Regions from separate parts of the Homo sapiens genome. Here region 2 is linked to region 1. The links are chromatin loops, found by intact Hi-C in ENCODE. Cell type or tissue: heart left ventricle. All regions are shown on one strand.

Region 1 (8,000 bases):
CTCTAAGTCACTCAGGTCTCATTATGTTGTTTCCTCCATAAATCCTCCCCAGACACCCGGAGCAGAGAAACAAGGATAAAGCACAAATCCACAGAGGTCTGGCGATGCTCCTGCTGGGAGAGAGAGTCTAGGTAAATGTCTGGTTCGAATTCACAGGTGTCCACGGGGCAGTGAAGATGGGCACTGGCTCTGTGGTGGGCACCATTTGAAGCTCCTCCCAGGGAGCTGTATCACGTCATTGGACACAAGAATCCCACCATCAGGAAAGGATCCTAGGGTGGGCGTGTTCATGCACACAGGTGCGTGAGTGTGTACAGGTGGGACAGGGCTATGAATGTATGTGTGTGTTAAATGCACACTGTGTATTCACTGATTATTTTATTTAGCCAAACACTACTGAACATTTATTATGAGGCTGGGATTGTGTTCGACCCTTGAGATTCAGTAGTTAAAATGGAAGACGAAAGGCAGTGCTGAACACTAATCACCAAGAATGATCATTGCATGATGAGGATTGTGTGATGAAAATATAATGTGCTGCTTTAGGGATCCATGGGGGAAGCAGGAGCACACACTGTAGATGGGAGGGGTGAAGAGGTGTCCCTGACAAGGTGACACTGCAGGACACACATCAACCAAGACACCCCCTTGACATCTGCCTCCAGCTCAGTCCCCTCCTCGAAGCTCTGGGTTCTGAGTGACAGCCACCAGCTTGACATCTCCACTGAGATCCATTCTGCCCCAGGTCCATGTGGCCTGAGGGAAGCTCCTGTTTCTCTTGCACAACCTGCCCCTCCCTCCCCCAGACTTCCTCACGCAGCCCTTGGCTGCACTGTGTACTGAGTGCCGGAGGAGTGGGTTAAGGAGCAGTCCGGGCAATGGGAGTAGCCAGTGCAAAGGCCCTGGGGCAGGAAAGACGGTCCTGTAGTGGAGGATAGAAAGGAGGCCAGGGCACAGCCAGCCCCAGGCAACCCCCCAAAAAAGGAACCAGGTGAACTCCAACACCACCCCTGCTGACCTCCCAATGGGACTCCCCACTGGGGGGACACATCCAGAGCCAGAGGCAAGGGAGCCCTGTGGTGTGGGCCACCTGGTCAGTCTGCAGGTCACAGAGCAGGGGGAGGTTGGGGGAGGACCCAGAGGACAAAGGGCAGTCATGTGGCACAGGCTAGGGCCAAGGCCGGGGCGCTGGCACTCATTCTGAGTCAGGTGGGGAGCCGTGGGGGCAGCAGGCAGAGAGATTATGGCCCGACTTGCAGGTTTAAAGTGTTCTCAATGCCATGGGGACAGTAAACTGCAGAGGCCCCGGGTAGAGGCATCTGCGGTGACCCAGGGAGAAGTGACGGGGGCTCTGCCTAAGTGTGGACAGGGCAGGTGTGCAGAGGCGGCCTGCCTTGGGTCAGAGTGGAAAAGCCACACTGAGGGACTCCAGGTGGCTCTCAGGTCTGCCTTGAACAGCAGAGTGACGGTCCCGTCCCTGGACAGAAGCAGCCTGAACGTCTGAGCAAATGGCGGGATCCAGACCCTGCTGGACGCTGGGGGTGAGAGCTGGAATGGGACAAACAGACTCTCTCACCCTGGGCCGCCTCCCGAAAAGTCCACCTCGGGCCTCAGAAGGTGCAGACAGCGGGAATGAGCGAGGTGCCCGAGGGTGGCCCCGCGCCAGGGCACCGCTGTCCTCACATTTTCTTTCCCATCCATTAGGAGGAAATGCGCTGGGGCCACAGCCGGCTTCCTGTTGAGAAATCAATGGCTCATTAGAGTTCACCTTTGCCTCCCCTCTGCCCTCAGGCTATTAAAACTGGCCAGGACAGAGCAAGACTCAGCCTACCCAGGAAGGACAGCAGGCCCCGCCCCTCCTGCAAGGCCACCCCAGCCAGGGCAGCAGCTCTGTCCCCAAGACTCCCCAGCAGCCTTGCTGAGGGCCTGGCCCTGGCCCTGCAGAAAGGAGACCACGTCAGCCTGGAGTGGAGCAGGCGCAGCTGTCCGGTGTCCCCAGTTCAAATCCTGTCTCCACCACTCATGGGACCTGTGACACTGGGAGTCACTTCCCCTCCCTGGGGCGCAGCCTCCCCATCTGTAAAATGAGGCTTTACCATGAGAGTATCAGCGCTCCTCTTGCAACCAGAGGCTCCACTCTGGCTGGTTTGAGCAGAGAAAGGAATGGATTACAGGGTCACCAGGGGCTCTTGAACCTCTGGGAGGACAAAGAAGCAGATGAGGAGGCTATGCAGGCAGCAAGAAAGCATCTCTGGCAGGACTGATCCCTGGGGACCCAACACTGATGTTGTGGCCACAGATACCGCAGCCTGCACCCTGACACCCACCACAGGGTCGCAGTGCAAACTCCTCCCACTCTCAGTCCAAGTGGTTCAAGCCCCTTCTCTGCACAGGGATGTCATGTGACCTGGCTCTGGCCAGTAAGATCCATAACTCTATCTGAGCCAATGAGTGTCACCCCAGGGCTGTGCCAGACTCACTGGGAAAGAGCCCAGTTTCTGCTGAGGGTGCTAAGTTGGAGGATGGAAGCCTGGCTGCTGGGGACCCCCTTGCCACTACCTGAAGGGCCAGTCTGAGAACTCCACCGACACAGAGGGAAGCAGGGCTGAGAGACCAAGAGGAGGCACCCTTGTGACACTGTAAGAGCCCCTGGATGCAGCTGTGCCTGAAGCCATCTTGTGAATGTGGAACAGCAAACCAGACATTTTGTTTCTTTGTTCTTAGTTTTGTTCTAGTCCTTGATTTGGGTTCTTGCAACCAAAAGGCCAAGGAATAATTCAAGGAAACACCTGGCATGGCACAGGTCAGCATTAATTCCAACACTCAGGGGCCTAGGGCTGAGCAGTGGAGGTGAGGAGAGGACTGGAGAGGAGAGAGAGATGAGAGGAAAGGAGAGAAACGAGAGCCCCATGCCCTTCCTACTTGCATCCTCAAGGTGCTGGAGTGCCACCATCTGTGATTTGAGGAGCTGGGGCTGGGGTCCGGGCACTGCAGGGAGGGGCCCTCCATTCTCATCAGCTCCTTTCCCCTCCCGGAGGTGAGCAGACATCCTCCGAGGGGACCCAGGATCCTGATGTGGAGTGTGTCCAGGGGAGCTTATGAGAGTGCAGGGAAGGGACCCCAGACGTCTGCCTCCAACTGTTGCCCTGTTCTCTGTGCCAACAGCCCACCCAGGGCAGCAGCCTTGTGGAATCTTCTTCCCACTCACACCTGGAGGAAACGCCCCATGGAGATACGGGCAGAGCCTGGTATTTGGCACCAAACACACCTGAGTGCCTGATACCCTCTGTCTCTCACTGGCTGTGTGACCCCAGGCCGGTCACCTCACGCTCCCAGCCTCAGTTTTCTGGTCTGTGGAATGGGGGTAATGGTAATGCAGATCCCACAGAATTAAGGGAGTCAACCTGTATAAATGTGCCTGGTACACAGCAGGTGCTTGGAATGTGTGTCCTAATCCTTCCCTCCTGTCAGGAGGCCTGGTGGGTGCAGGAATGACACCTGAGTCCTCATCACCCTTGGTCAGTTAAATGAGGTGGCTCAGAGAGTGAAATGCAACTCCTGGCCTGTTTTCAGGACTCAATAACCATTCATCGTCATCATCATCATCATCACCACCATCACCATCATCACCATTGTGATTGTTATGGGTTGTGGAGGCGCACACCTGACATGCTGACTTGGGGAGATCTGGGCGCTGATCAGAAGCATGTTTACCTGAGGTGCTCATAGCCTGTGATGGTCAGGGAGGGCCTCTTGGAAGAGGAAGACCTGAAGTGGCATCCGAAGTTCGTGGGGGCTTAGGTGAGGTAGGGAGTGCTGAAGAACAATAGTGCTAACACACATGCAGCTGCTGCTTGTCGATGCGTTCACTGTGGGCAGCTGGGGTCTGGGCGCTCGAGGTGCCTGAGCTCACTCAGCCCCCACAGCCCCAGGAAGTTGGTGCAATTTTGATCATCCAGGTTACTGATGAGGTAACCGAGTGGCAGAGAGGTTAGTAACTTGCCCAAGGTCACTCAGAGATGAAATGGCAAAGTGGGGATTTGAGTCCAGGCAGCCATACTGCAGAGCCTACCCTCCTGACCCTACACTGTGCCGTCTCTATAACTTTATAAACAGTAACCATAATCCTAAGATTGTCTGACCTGTATTGCTCATCTACGTTCCAGGCACTTTATACTCATGATCTCATTTGTCCTTGTAACAGCTCTGCAACGTTGGGAGAGAGTGGGGTGACCTCAGCCTCAGTGTGGAGTCCCCAGTCTGGCAGGGACACAAACTCACAGGAGCAAGGCAGGGGGTGTGAGTGAGTGAAACAGGCCAGGAGTGGGGACAACAGGGAGGAGTGGGGATTGTGGCAAAGTGGGGAGCACAGGCCCTGTGTGGAGGGGCAGCTGCAGCTCAGCTCAGGGATTCCCTACCAAGGGCAAATGTCACCTGTGTTCCCACAACTTGTGATTACTCAAGAGAAATTGGAAATGCAGTTCTTTAAATGTAAAGTCTCCTTATTTAAACATTTTGACTACAGATTCCACTTTTCAGTACACTTGGGGGCCATTTCCGTGAATGAAATAAAACCCATCTGGGAGTGGTTCCGCCCATGCCAGCGCTCATGACCTCTGAACGGTGCACTGCACCCTCCAAGGAAGGCACCCGAGGCATCACAGTGAGGGCAAAGGTGGGAGACAAAGGAGTTTCCCCTCCTGCCTGAAATAGGGAGGACAGGTGGCCGCACAGATGGAAACGGGAAGGGACAGGGGCAGTCAGCCTCTGTTCCACACAGACCAGAGCTCCCAGGCGGCTGTCCGGGTTGTGGATCCCACAGTCCTTGTCTGGAGGGATCAGCTGTGGGAATTCTCAGGATGGGTGGTCCTGACCCCGGGCAAGTTCTAAGAATTGTGGGAACATACTTGGTCATCACTGACAAGCAGTGGGCGGGGCCGGGGTGCTGACATTGTGCCCTTGGTGCATGGGAAAGTCCTTCGCAACCAGGGCCAGTGTCGGGTCCAGCCGGGCTTTCATGTCCTGCCAGACATTCGAGGAGGTGAAACCCGTTCCTGAGGCTCTACACCTAGATTCTCGCTCAGTTGGGGTCTCAGTTTGGCCTCCCCAGAAGCAGACCCTGAGTCAGATTCAAGGGCAAGTCGTCTATTTGGGACATGACCCAGGAACCCTGGAGTGGGTGTGGGAAGGGAAGGCATCCCCATAGATACTGGGTGTGTCAACACGTCACCTCTGCAGGCATTGGGAGCTCAGACTGCTGGGGACTGGGGAAACAGTCCAGGACCTGCGCCCGGCAGTGTCCCCGTGAGCCACAAGGCTGCTGGCGCATTGCACACCCGCCTCCCTCCACGTGCAGTGAGGGCCGTACTCTGGGGGCGTCAGTGCCCTGGACTTCCAGCCACAGCTGCAGGGGAGAGAGGACATGCCCAGAATCAACCCGTGTCCTCGAAAGGAGGAGGGACATGGTGGACATTGTTGTGTCACCACAAAGGGTTTTCTTTTTATCCTCTCCGTGTGATTTTAAGATGCACTGAATTTTTTTTTTTTTTTTTTTTTTTTTGAGATGGAGTTTCACTCTTGTCACCCAGGCTAGAGTGCAATGGCGCGATCTCTACTCACTGCAACCTCCACCTCCTGGGTTCGATTCTCCTACCTCTGCCTCCCAAGTACTGGGATTACAAGCATGCGCCACCACGCCTGGCTAATTTTCGTACTTTTAGCAGAGGTGGGGTTTTGCCATGTTGGTCAGGCTGTCTCGAACTCCTGACCTCAGGTGATCCACCTACCTCGGCCTCCCAAAGTGCCAGGATTACAGGTGTGAGCCACCACACCCAGCCAAGATGTGCTGAATTTTTAAGGACGGCATCAACCTTTGACATTGAGGGAAGATTGTCCACCTTGCGGCACACCCACCGTCGTGTTCTTGTGTTGTGAGGTTACGGCACCAAGCGTGTCAGTCTGCCTTTGCACCCCCATGTTCACTGTCCTCTTGTGCTTAGGTGTGAACACCCCACGGCTTCATTTCAGCGTGGTCATGCTCACAGATGTACATATAGAAAACATTTTATCATATAATAAATAACATTTGATTCGAATTGCTGTCATTTCACTGTTTAGCATGTTTGGGCATTTACTGACCTTTATAAAATAACTTGTCTGGCTAGGTTACAGTATTTTATGACTCTTTTCTGAGCAGTGCAGGACCTGTTAACAAGCATTTCTATTTGAGGGCAGGCTGGGCTGGGAGTCTCTGTACTGGGAGTTTGAGCCCATGTGGCTGAGGATGGAGCTCAGGGCACTTTCTTCTCCAGCCCACGTGACTCCCCAGTGACACTGACAAGTGACAGCTGGTCCAGGCTGAGGCTTTCTGAGTAGAAATCGATCGTGTCCCAGGGGCTTCTAGGAGTGACCCTCTGGCCTGGCGAACCAATTAACCACTTCCCCAAGGAAGGAAGAGGCTGGAGCAAAGGTCAGGCTGCAGTGCCCCCGCCCACCCCCACACCAAACAGCCCAGCTGTTTACATGGGCACATGCCCTCCAATTCACTGTCTGTACAACAGGGCAGCCTCAGCCTGAAGAGGTCCAGAAAGCAGTTGGTGTTTACGGGTCCTGTTTAGAGAGGAGGTGAAGCCACACCTCAATCCACCAGTGAAGTGGCAGAAATGCACCTTTTGTTGCAAAACTTCACAATATCTTGGTGGCATTAGTGCAAACTGGTTGAAGCACAGATTCTGGATCCAGAATGCCTGGTTTGCACCTGCTTCCTCCCAGCCCTGTGACCTTAGCCAAGTATACTTGAACACGCTGGGCTTGAACGTGTGTTTCCTCATCTATGAAATGGGACAGTAACAGAATGTTTTCTTCATGTGGCTGGGACATTTAAAAACATTTTCTCATAAAAGGACTTAGACATAGCTATGCCTGCCATGTTCACTATTATTTCTGTTTGAGTCCCTGTGTTGCATGGGTAGTGGAAGTTTGACCTCAGACAATTTAGGGTGGCCCTTTCCCTTTTTGGAGGGTTTACCTGGTACCAGGTGACAGTGAGAACTAACATGGTCATTGGGTCACATCCCTCTGAGTCAGCACTTGCTGAGACACTCGTCTTGCAGCCTGGATCGTGGGCATCCTGGACACGCTCCTTGTGCTGGTCCCACAGCCCTCCTAGCCCAGCTGTTCTCTCTGCTACTTCTGGGCCACTTGGGGGCACATGAAAATACCCCACAGCTCCTGCACCTTGTGGGGTGGGCACTCTCTGCCATTCTCTTGGATCCAACAGCCAACCAGGCAGGGGCTGCGAACGCACATGTCTGAAGGGGCGAGGCGAGGACATAATGGGTGAACGGGCCCGTTGGGGGTGGCAGTGAACTGGCAGGAAGGTACCATGTAAAGGGACGGCCACTCCCCAGGTCTGGCTAATTGTTATGTGAAGGAAGCAAGGCCCTTTGAAACTTAATTCTTTGCTTTTGCAAGAAACCAGGGGTTATTCTATGAAGTCTCCTGATTTTTAAGTATTGCTAAAAGTCCGTTTTAAAAGCACCATGTGGGCCAAACATAAAATGCCTGCAAGACTGAGCTTGACCTAGACTCGAGGTGCAGTTATTCCCTGCCTGGGCCTTGGTGCCTCCTTGAACTCCACCCAGGCCCTTGCTGTACTCAAAGCCACACACCACACCCATCAGGGACTCTGGCCACCTTCCTGGGGCATTAGACACAGGGGACCCAGATCAGTCTCCCTAAGGTTTCTGTGTTTGATACCGGCCCCAGAAGGAGCAGGGGCCTCCAGATCAGCTTGACAGGAGCAATGCACGACCATTGATCTATCCATCCAACACCCACCCATCCACCCACCTTCCCACCCATTCACCCATCCATCCATCCATTCATCCATCCACCTTCCCACCCATTCACCCATCCATCCATCCACTCATCATCCATCCATCTATCCATCCATCCATCCATCCATTCACCCATCCATCCATCCATCCATCCATCCATCC
Region 2 (8,000 bases), 390 kb before region 1:
TTTCATTTTTGTTTTTGAGATTTGCTGGAATTATCTATATAGACAAGTGTGTCGAATGCAAATAGGGATAGTTTCATTTCTTCCTTTCCAATATGTTTGCCTTCACATGGTTCTTTGAACATTTTTTTGCCAATTTTTTTTTTTAATAGGTTATTTCACACAAACGACTCTGGCTTCTTTAAAAACAGAAAAGCTCTACAGGGTCTGCCTTCCCTTATACAACTGCTTGGCAGAGCTGAGAAGTGGCCACCCTTATACATAGGGCTCTTCTGCAGCCCCGCTAGCCCATCTACCCACTTAGGTCATTTGCCCACCCCTTTAGAAATCTGCGTTTGTAACTCCTGGATTGGCAGTCGGGTCCTGAGGGTGGCGGAGTGCCTGCCCTTCACCTCCCTCCCCTGGTGCAGGATCTATGAGGTGTTTTACATGTGCCTCAAGCAACACTGAAGTAGTAGAGATTGGCAGGAAGGACCATCATTCAGCCACAAGGAGCACTTCCGTGGCAACCACTTGAGCTGACACTCATGATCCAGGCTGAAGAATGGATGTCCCAGCAAGTACTGGCTCTGGGAGGTGGTGCCTGGGCACCATGTTGGTCCCTGCTGTCACCTGGTACCAGGTAAAGACTCAGAAAAGGGAAAGCATCAATCCCAAATTGTCTAAGATTACGTTTCCACTGCCCGTGCAGAATATTGACTCAAATAGAAATAATAAGATCTATCATTACAGGCATTGATCTAAGTACTCTTATGGGAAAGAGTTTTTAATCTTCTCAGCCATACTAAGGAAAGATTCTGTTATCCCCACAACATGGATGAAGAAACTGAGGCACAGCATGCTCAGTGGAGAAACAGTGTGTTCCAGTAAACTTGGCCAGGGTCACACTGCTGGGAGGAAGTGGATGCAAACCAGGCATTCTAGATCCAGAGTCTATGCTTCAACCAGCTTGCTCTAATGCTGCCAAGACTAAGTGAAGTTTTAGAAAATAACGAAGGTACATTTTCCCCATTTGAGCGGTGGGCTGAGATGGGCCTCATCTGGTCTCTAAATAGGACTCGTTTGCACCCAGCTGCTTTCTTGACATCTCTGAGGATGAACACACTGGAATGGGGCCATCAGGTGGTCACACCTCACAGCAGGACAGGGAATGCAGGTGGGTGACAAATGCAGACTGGCACACGTGTGATGGTGGGGTGCGGTGACCTCACACTGCAAGAGCATGGCAGTGGATGGGCCACAAGGCGGAAAATCTTCCCTCAATGTCAAGTTAATGCTGTCCTTAAAAATTCAGTGCGTCTTAAAATCACGGGGAGAGGATACGAGGAAGAGCCACCGTAGTGACAGCACAGCGTAGGGTTCAAGAGGGTGGACTCCTGGGCGCAGCTGTCTGAGATCAGATCCCCACTTTGCCACTTCATTGCTGTGTGACCTTGGGTAAGTTACTAACCTGTCTGCCATTCACTTGCCTCATCAGTAACCGTTTTTTTATTTTTGGGACAGAGTCTTGCTCTGCTGCCCAGGCTGGAGTGCAGTGGCACGATCTCAGCCGACTGCAACCTGCACCTCTTGGGTTCAAGCAGTTCTCCTGCCTCAGCCTCAAATGTGGGTGATCAAACTCACACCGACTTCCTGGGGCTGTGGAGATTGAATGAGCTCAGGCACCTGGAGCACCCAGGCCCCAGCTGCCCACAGTGAACGCATCGATAAGCAGCAGCTGCACGTGTGTTAGAGCTATTGTTCCTCAGCACTCCCTACCTCACCCAAGCCCCCATGAACTTTGGATGCCACTTCAGGTCCTCTTCTGGAAGGCTCTCCCTGACCATCACAGGCTATGAGCACCTCACATAAACACGCTTCTGATCAGTGCCCAGATCTCCCCAAGTCAGCATGTCAGGTGTGCGTCTCCACAACCCATAACAATCACAATGGTGACGATGGTGATAATGGCCACACGAATGGTTATTGAGTCCTGAAAACAGACCAGGAGTTGCATTTCACGCTCCGAGCCACTTTGTTTAATTGACCAAGGGCAGATGTGGACTCAGTTGTCATTCCTGCACCCACCAGGCCTCTTGGCAGGAGGGAAAAACCAGGGCGCACATTCCAAGCACCTGCCATGTACCAGGCACTTTCATACATGTCGACTCCCTTAAGCCTCCCTTAATCTATGTTACCATTACCCCCATTCCACCGACCAGGAAACTGAGGCTGGGAGGGCGAGGTGACCGGCCTGGGGTCACACAGCCAGTGAGTGACAGAGGGTATCAGGCACTCAGGTGTGTTTGGTGCCAAATACCAGGCTCTGCCCATATCTCCATGAGGCGTTTTCTCCAGGTGTGAGTGGGAAGAAGATTCCACAACGCTGCTGCCCTGGGTGGGCTGTTGGCACAGAGAACAGGGCAACAGTTGGAAGCAGATGTCTGGGGTCCCTTCCCTGCCCTCCGATAAACTCCCTTGGACACACTCCACATCAGGACCCTGGGTCCCCTGGGAGGATGTCTGCTCACCTCTGGGAGGGGAGAGGAGCTGATGAGAATGGAGGGCCCCTCCCTGCAGTGCCCGGACCCCTGCCCCAGGTCTTCATGTCACAGATGGTGGAATCCCATCACCTTGAGGATATGGGTAAGAAGTGCATGGGGCTCTCATCTCTCTCCTTTCCTCACCTCCACTGCTCACCTCTAACACCCTCCTCCCCCAGTGTTGGAATTAACACTGACCTATGGCATGCCAGGTGTTTTCTTGTATTATTTTTTGATCTTTCGGCTGCAAGTGGCAGAACCCAAATCAAGGACTGCAACAAAACCAAGAACAAAGACACAAAAATGTCTGGTTTGCTGTTCCACATTCACAATGTGGCTTCAGGCACAGCTGCATCCAGGGGCTCTTACAGTGTCACTAGGGTGCCTTCTCTCCATCTCTCAGCCCTGCTTCCCTCTGTGTCAGTGGAGTTCTCAGACTGGCCCTTCAGGTAGTGGCAAGGCAGGTCCCCAGCAGCCAGGCTTCCATCCTCCAACTTAGCACCCTCAGCAGAAACTGGGCTCTTTCCCAGTGAGTCTGGCACAACCTTGGGGTGACGTTCATTGGCCCAGACAGTCTACGGATCTTACTGGCCAGACCCAGGTCACGTGACATCTCTGTGCGGAGAAGGGGCTTGAACCACCTGGACTGAGTGTGGGGGAGGAATTTGCACCGTGGCCCCTGGGTGGGTGTCAGGGTGCAGGCTGCGGTATCTGTGGCCACAGCAGCAATGCTGGATCCCCAGGGATCAGTCCTGCCAGGGATCCTATGTCCTGCTGCCTGCATAGCCCCCCACACTTGTCTCTCTGTCCTCGCAGAGTTTCCAAAGCCCCTGACAACCCTTTAATCTATTGCTTTCTCTGCTCAAACCAGTGGAGCCTCTGGTTGCAAGAGGAGCGCTGATACTCTCATGGTAAACCTCATTTTACAGACAGGGAGGCTGTGCCCCAGGGAGGGGAAGTGACTCCCAGGGTCACAGGTCCCATGAGTGGTGGAGACAGGATTTGAACTGGGGATGCAGGACAGCTGCGCCTGCTCCACTCCAGGCTGACGTGGTCTCCTTTCTGCAGGGCCAGGGCCAGGGCCGGGGCCAGGCCCTCAGCAAGGCTGCCGGGGGGTCTTGGGGACAGAGCTGCTGCCCTGGCTGGAGTGGCCTTGCAGGAGGGGCGGGGCCTGCTGTCCTTCCTGGGTAGGCTGAGTCTTGCTCTGTCCTGGCCAGTTTTAATAGCCTGAGGGCAGAGGGGAAGCAAAGGTGAACTCTAATGAGCCATTGATTTCTCAGCAGGAAGCCGGCTGTGGCCCCAGTGCATTTCCTCCTAATGGATGGGAAAGAAAATGTGAGGACAGCGGTGCCCTGGCGCGGGGCCACCCTTGGGCACCTCGCTCATTCCCGCTGTCTGCACCTTCTGAGGCCCGAGGTGGACTTTTCTGGAGGTGGCCCAGGGCGAGAGGCTGTTTGTCCCATTCCAGCTCTCACCCCCAGCATCCAGCAGGGTCTGGATCCCGCCATTTGCTCAGACGTTCAGGCTGCTTCTGTCCAGGGACGGGGCTGTCACTCTACTGTTCAAGGCAGACCTGAGAGCCACCTGGAGTCCCTCAGTGTGGCTTTTCCACTCTGACCCAAGGCAGGCCGCCTCTGCACACCTGCCCTGTCCACACTTAGGCAGAGCCCCCATCACTTCTCCCTGGGTCACCGCAGATGCCTCCACCCGGGGCCTCTGCAGTTTACTGTCTCCATGGCAAAGACAGGACACTTTAAACCTGCAAGTCAGGCCTTGTCATCTCTCTGCCTGCTGCCCCCACGGCTTCCCACCTGACTCAGAATGAATGCCAGCGCCCCGGCCTTGGCCCCAGCCTGTGCCACATGACTGCCCTTTGTCCTCCGGGTCCTCTCCCCACCTTCCCCTTCTCTGTGACCTGCAGGCTGACCAGGTGGCCCACACCACAAGGCTCCCTTGCTTCTGATTCTTGATGTGTCCCCCCAGTGGGGAGTCCCAGTGGGAGGTCAGCAGGGTGGTGTTGGGGCTCACCTGGCTCCTTCATTTCAGGGTCACCTGGGGCTGGCTGTGCCCTGGCCTCCTTTCTATCCTCCACTAGAGGATTGTCTTTCCTGCCCCAGGGACTTTGCACTGCTGCTTTCTCTGCCTGGACTGCTCCTTACCCAGCCCCTCCAGCATTCAGTACATAGTGCATCCACGGGCTGCATGAGGCAGCCTGAGGGAGGGAGGGGCAGGTTGTGCAAGAGAAACAGGAGCTTCCCTTGGGCCACGTGGACCTGGGGCAGAATAAACTTTGGTGGCATCTGGAGCTCAGCGCCTGGAGCTCTGAGAAGGGGAGTGAGCTGGAAACAAATGCCTGGCGGTACCTGGGCCGATGGGTTTTCTTCAATGTCACCTCCTCAGGGACACCCTCCACAACCCTCCTGTCCGTCATGGGTGCACCCTGTTCTCCCCATTGATCCCTAAAGCACCACACTGTTTATTTTCTTCATTACACAAATGTCATGATGATATTATCTTACTTGATTATTCATGTACTTGGGTTTTGTCCATCTCTTCCAATAGACTAAATTTCATGAGATCAATGACCTTGACTGCCATGTTACCATGCTAAATCACAAGTGTGTGAAACAGTCCCAGACACATAGTAGGGGCTCAGGAAATACTAGCTGAATAAATAAGCAAATTAGGGAATACATATGTGAGCATGAGCATACACAATTACACTTATACCCATATCTATTCGTATACATATATTTATTTCCATAGAATCCATGGCCCATATGCATTTATTATCCATGCATTTTCTTACACAGCAGAATTTCTTGAGTGGATGCTTAATAACTGATGGTGAACAATGCTTCCAACACAGGTGTGGACACATTCCCACAATACACCTAGGGGCCTCACCTGTGCAAACATTCATGTACAGAATGGAAGAGACTGCTGACTTCCTCCAATTTTGTTCTCCCTTTCCTCTTTCAGGAAGAAAGAATTCAGCTGGCACATAGCTACCCAAAATAATGACTACATTTCTCAGCCTCCCTTGCGATTATATATGTGAATGTGTAATTAAGGTGTTGTCAATGGAACAGGAACAGAAGGGCCATGTGTAATTTCCAGAAAGTGTCTTCAGGGAACAGGAACACATGTTTCTGCACCTCCCTCCCCACTGCTAAGTGGAATGTGAGTGTGATGGCTGGAGCTCAAGCAGCCATATTGAATTATGAGGTGTGTAATGCGTTGTGCTTGACTGAATAACTGGTTTGTGCCTGAATCCTTTTTCCAAGTGAAGCTATTCCATCAGCCCTGGCTACTTACTTCTGGGCTTTGCTTACCACAGAGGCAAATCATTTTATGTCTTCCCTAAGGCACATTTATAATGGGTTTATTGTCACTTGCAGCTGACTCTGCTGCTAATTTACACACACACAACCTTTAGTCTCCTTTCGTCACTGTGGAAACCACTGGGATGTGGGAGGGGTCTTTTTCAATGGGTTCACTCAGATCCTTTGGAGAGAGCTGCGTATTGATCCCACCCATGTCACCAGTGCCTCCCTACAGTTCCTGCTTACAACCATGCATCCAGAACCAGACATTGACCTAGACTCTCCCTCCCAAAATAAGGATCGTCCAACTTCTGTGGATTTATGCTTTGTCCTTCTTTCTCTACTCTGTCTGGGGAAGATTTATGGAGACACAACAGCATGAAACCTGAGTGACTTAGAGCTTGGGGACGTCGACCACAGCATCATGTGGTTTCTCTTGGGAAGCCCCGCCCCCCAGCTGCTCCCTTCCTAAGGCCCCACTTGCCCTTCCAGGCTCAGCCCAGTCCTGCCTCTTCCCAGGAGTCTCCTCTGAGCTTCTGGGTCACAGGGAAGGGTCTCCTCTGAGCCCTGAGACAGACCTGCCCGCCCACCCACTGGGGTTCATGTCTGCTCAGAACTCCTCCTCCTCCCCAGGGCCTCCTGTGGGGTCCTCAGAGAGCTGCTTGTCCCCAAAAGGCCCAGGGCTGTCCTCGGGGTTTTTCTAAATGAGGACTGAGTATTAAACACATCACAGACAGGACCACAGTATCCCACACTACGCCATAAAAGGAAAGTTACAACTTTCAGCCTCTGTAAATATTTAAAAGTAATGAAATTATACTCCAAGTCTTATAAAGATGGCCATAAATCTCTAGTCCACGTTGATTATATGTGGGTGCGCCAATGTAGTAAACATGCACACATCATACATTATAAATGTACTGCTCCAGGCCCATAAACTTGATGTAAAACTAACCTGTGAGCTACAACAGGCATTATACATTTCATTAACACTGGCTTTGCTTGTCTTCTTAGAATTTAGATGGTCTATTTTGGAATACTTTGGGTGGCCCGATACTGTGATGAAAAGCTGATGTGGGAATGTGTGTGAGTTTAGCGAGCAGGGGGAGGTGAGGCTCCTGTTGTTCACCTTGGAATGTGAATTTGAGAAATAGCCTGCAGCTTCCTTCCTTTTTTCTGGCTGGCAAGCTCATGCCTGAGTCCTCCTAGGGGACTGAAAGGTGAGTGACAGGTACGGAGGCACTGCTGTGCGCTGCGTTCTCACATTTAGTTAGTTACACCATTTGTCCATGAAGAAATGCGGAGATTGCAATTTGTTTCAGGGTGTTGTAGTCTCTGTGTTAAACAGAAGCGTGTTTTGATTGCAAAGGATGTAAGCCCAATTCCACTGACTTAAGTCAAAATGGGACATCATTGGCCCAGCAGTGGGAAAGTCTAGGGGTTTCAGGAGAGGCTGGATCTAGGAGCTCTAGTGATACTATGAAGCATTTGTCTCCCTTTCTCATCTGTGATTTTTGCTGTTGACTTCATCCCCTGGAAAGCTCTTCCCTCACAGTGATGGTGATGGCCCCCATCAACTCTGGTCTGCTATCCTACCAGCTCAGCAAAGCCCAGTGGAAAGACACTTTCTCCCTTGTGAGAGTTCCAGCAATATCCCAGTGACTCTCAGTAAACTAGAGTGAGGCCCACTGACTGTTGGCTGCTCTGATTGGCCTGGCTTAGGCGACATGCCCACCCTGAAGTAGACTGTAGGAGTCATTCCCCTACAAAACACATGCACTGTGTGTGGGGGGGAGCTATCCAGTCGGGTTCTTTGGTTTCCAGCAACAGAAACTGGATCTGGCTCACTGAGGCCGATGGGGTTTACTGGATGCAGAAAGGAGGCTCAGATGATCAGCTAAGCCTGAGAAGCAGACTTGGGACAGGTGGGAACCAGGAGAGCTCCAGATGGCCCTGTGGCAGAGACTGCATAAGTGGTGACCTTGTGACCAACATACAATGAAATGATCCCAGTAACTATTTGTTTTGTGGGTTTTTTTTTGTCTGTTTTGGAGACTGGGTCTCACTCTGTCGCCCAGGCTGGAGTGCAGTGGTGCTATCTCAGCTCACGGCAACCTCCACGTCGAAGGCTCAAGTAATCCTCCCACCTTGGCCT

The links. Peaks named below come from ENCODE experiments on the same cell type or tissue, not always from the same donor. Only the 100,000 strongest peaks of a DNase experiment are listed, where the experiment ranks them.
Region 2: it touches region 1 in a loop (5-fold over the local background); 6 of 110 quality-filtered maps call a loop at or near these places.

The regions. Positions count from the first base shown.
Region 1 is chr20:48,207,660-48,215,659 of GRCh38, reverse strand. No RefSeq gene overlaps it. Among named protein-coding and RNA genes, the nearest start is that of LINC00494, 150 kb to the left of the region's middle. RefSeq lists an enhancer at 1,516-2,340. In heart left ventricle, no CTCF peak of the experiment used is centred here; DNase peaks (open chromatin) are centred at 4,899, 5,360 and 6,289; H3K27me3 peaks cover 815 bases.
Region 2 is chr20:48,594,431-48,602,430 of GRCh38, reverse strand. No RefSeq gene overlaps it. Among named protein-coding and RNA genes, the nearest start is that of PREX1, 230 kb to the left of the region's middle. RefSeq lists an enhancer at 2,984-3,942. In heart left ventricle, no CTCF peak of the experiment used is centred here; no DNase peak of the experiment used is centred here.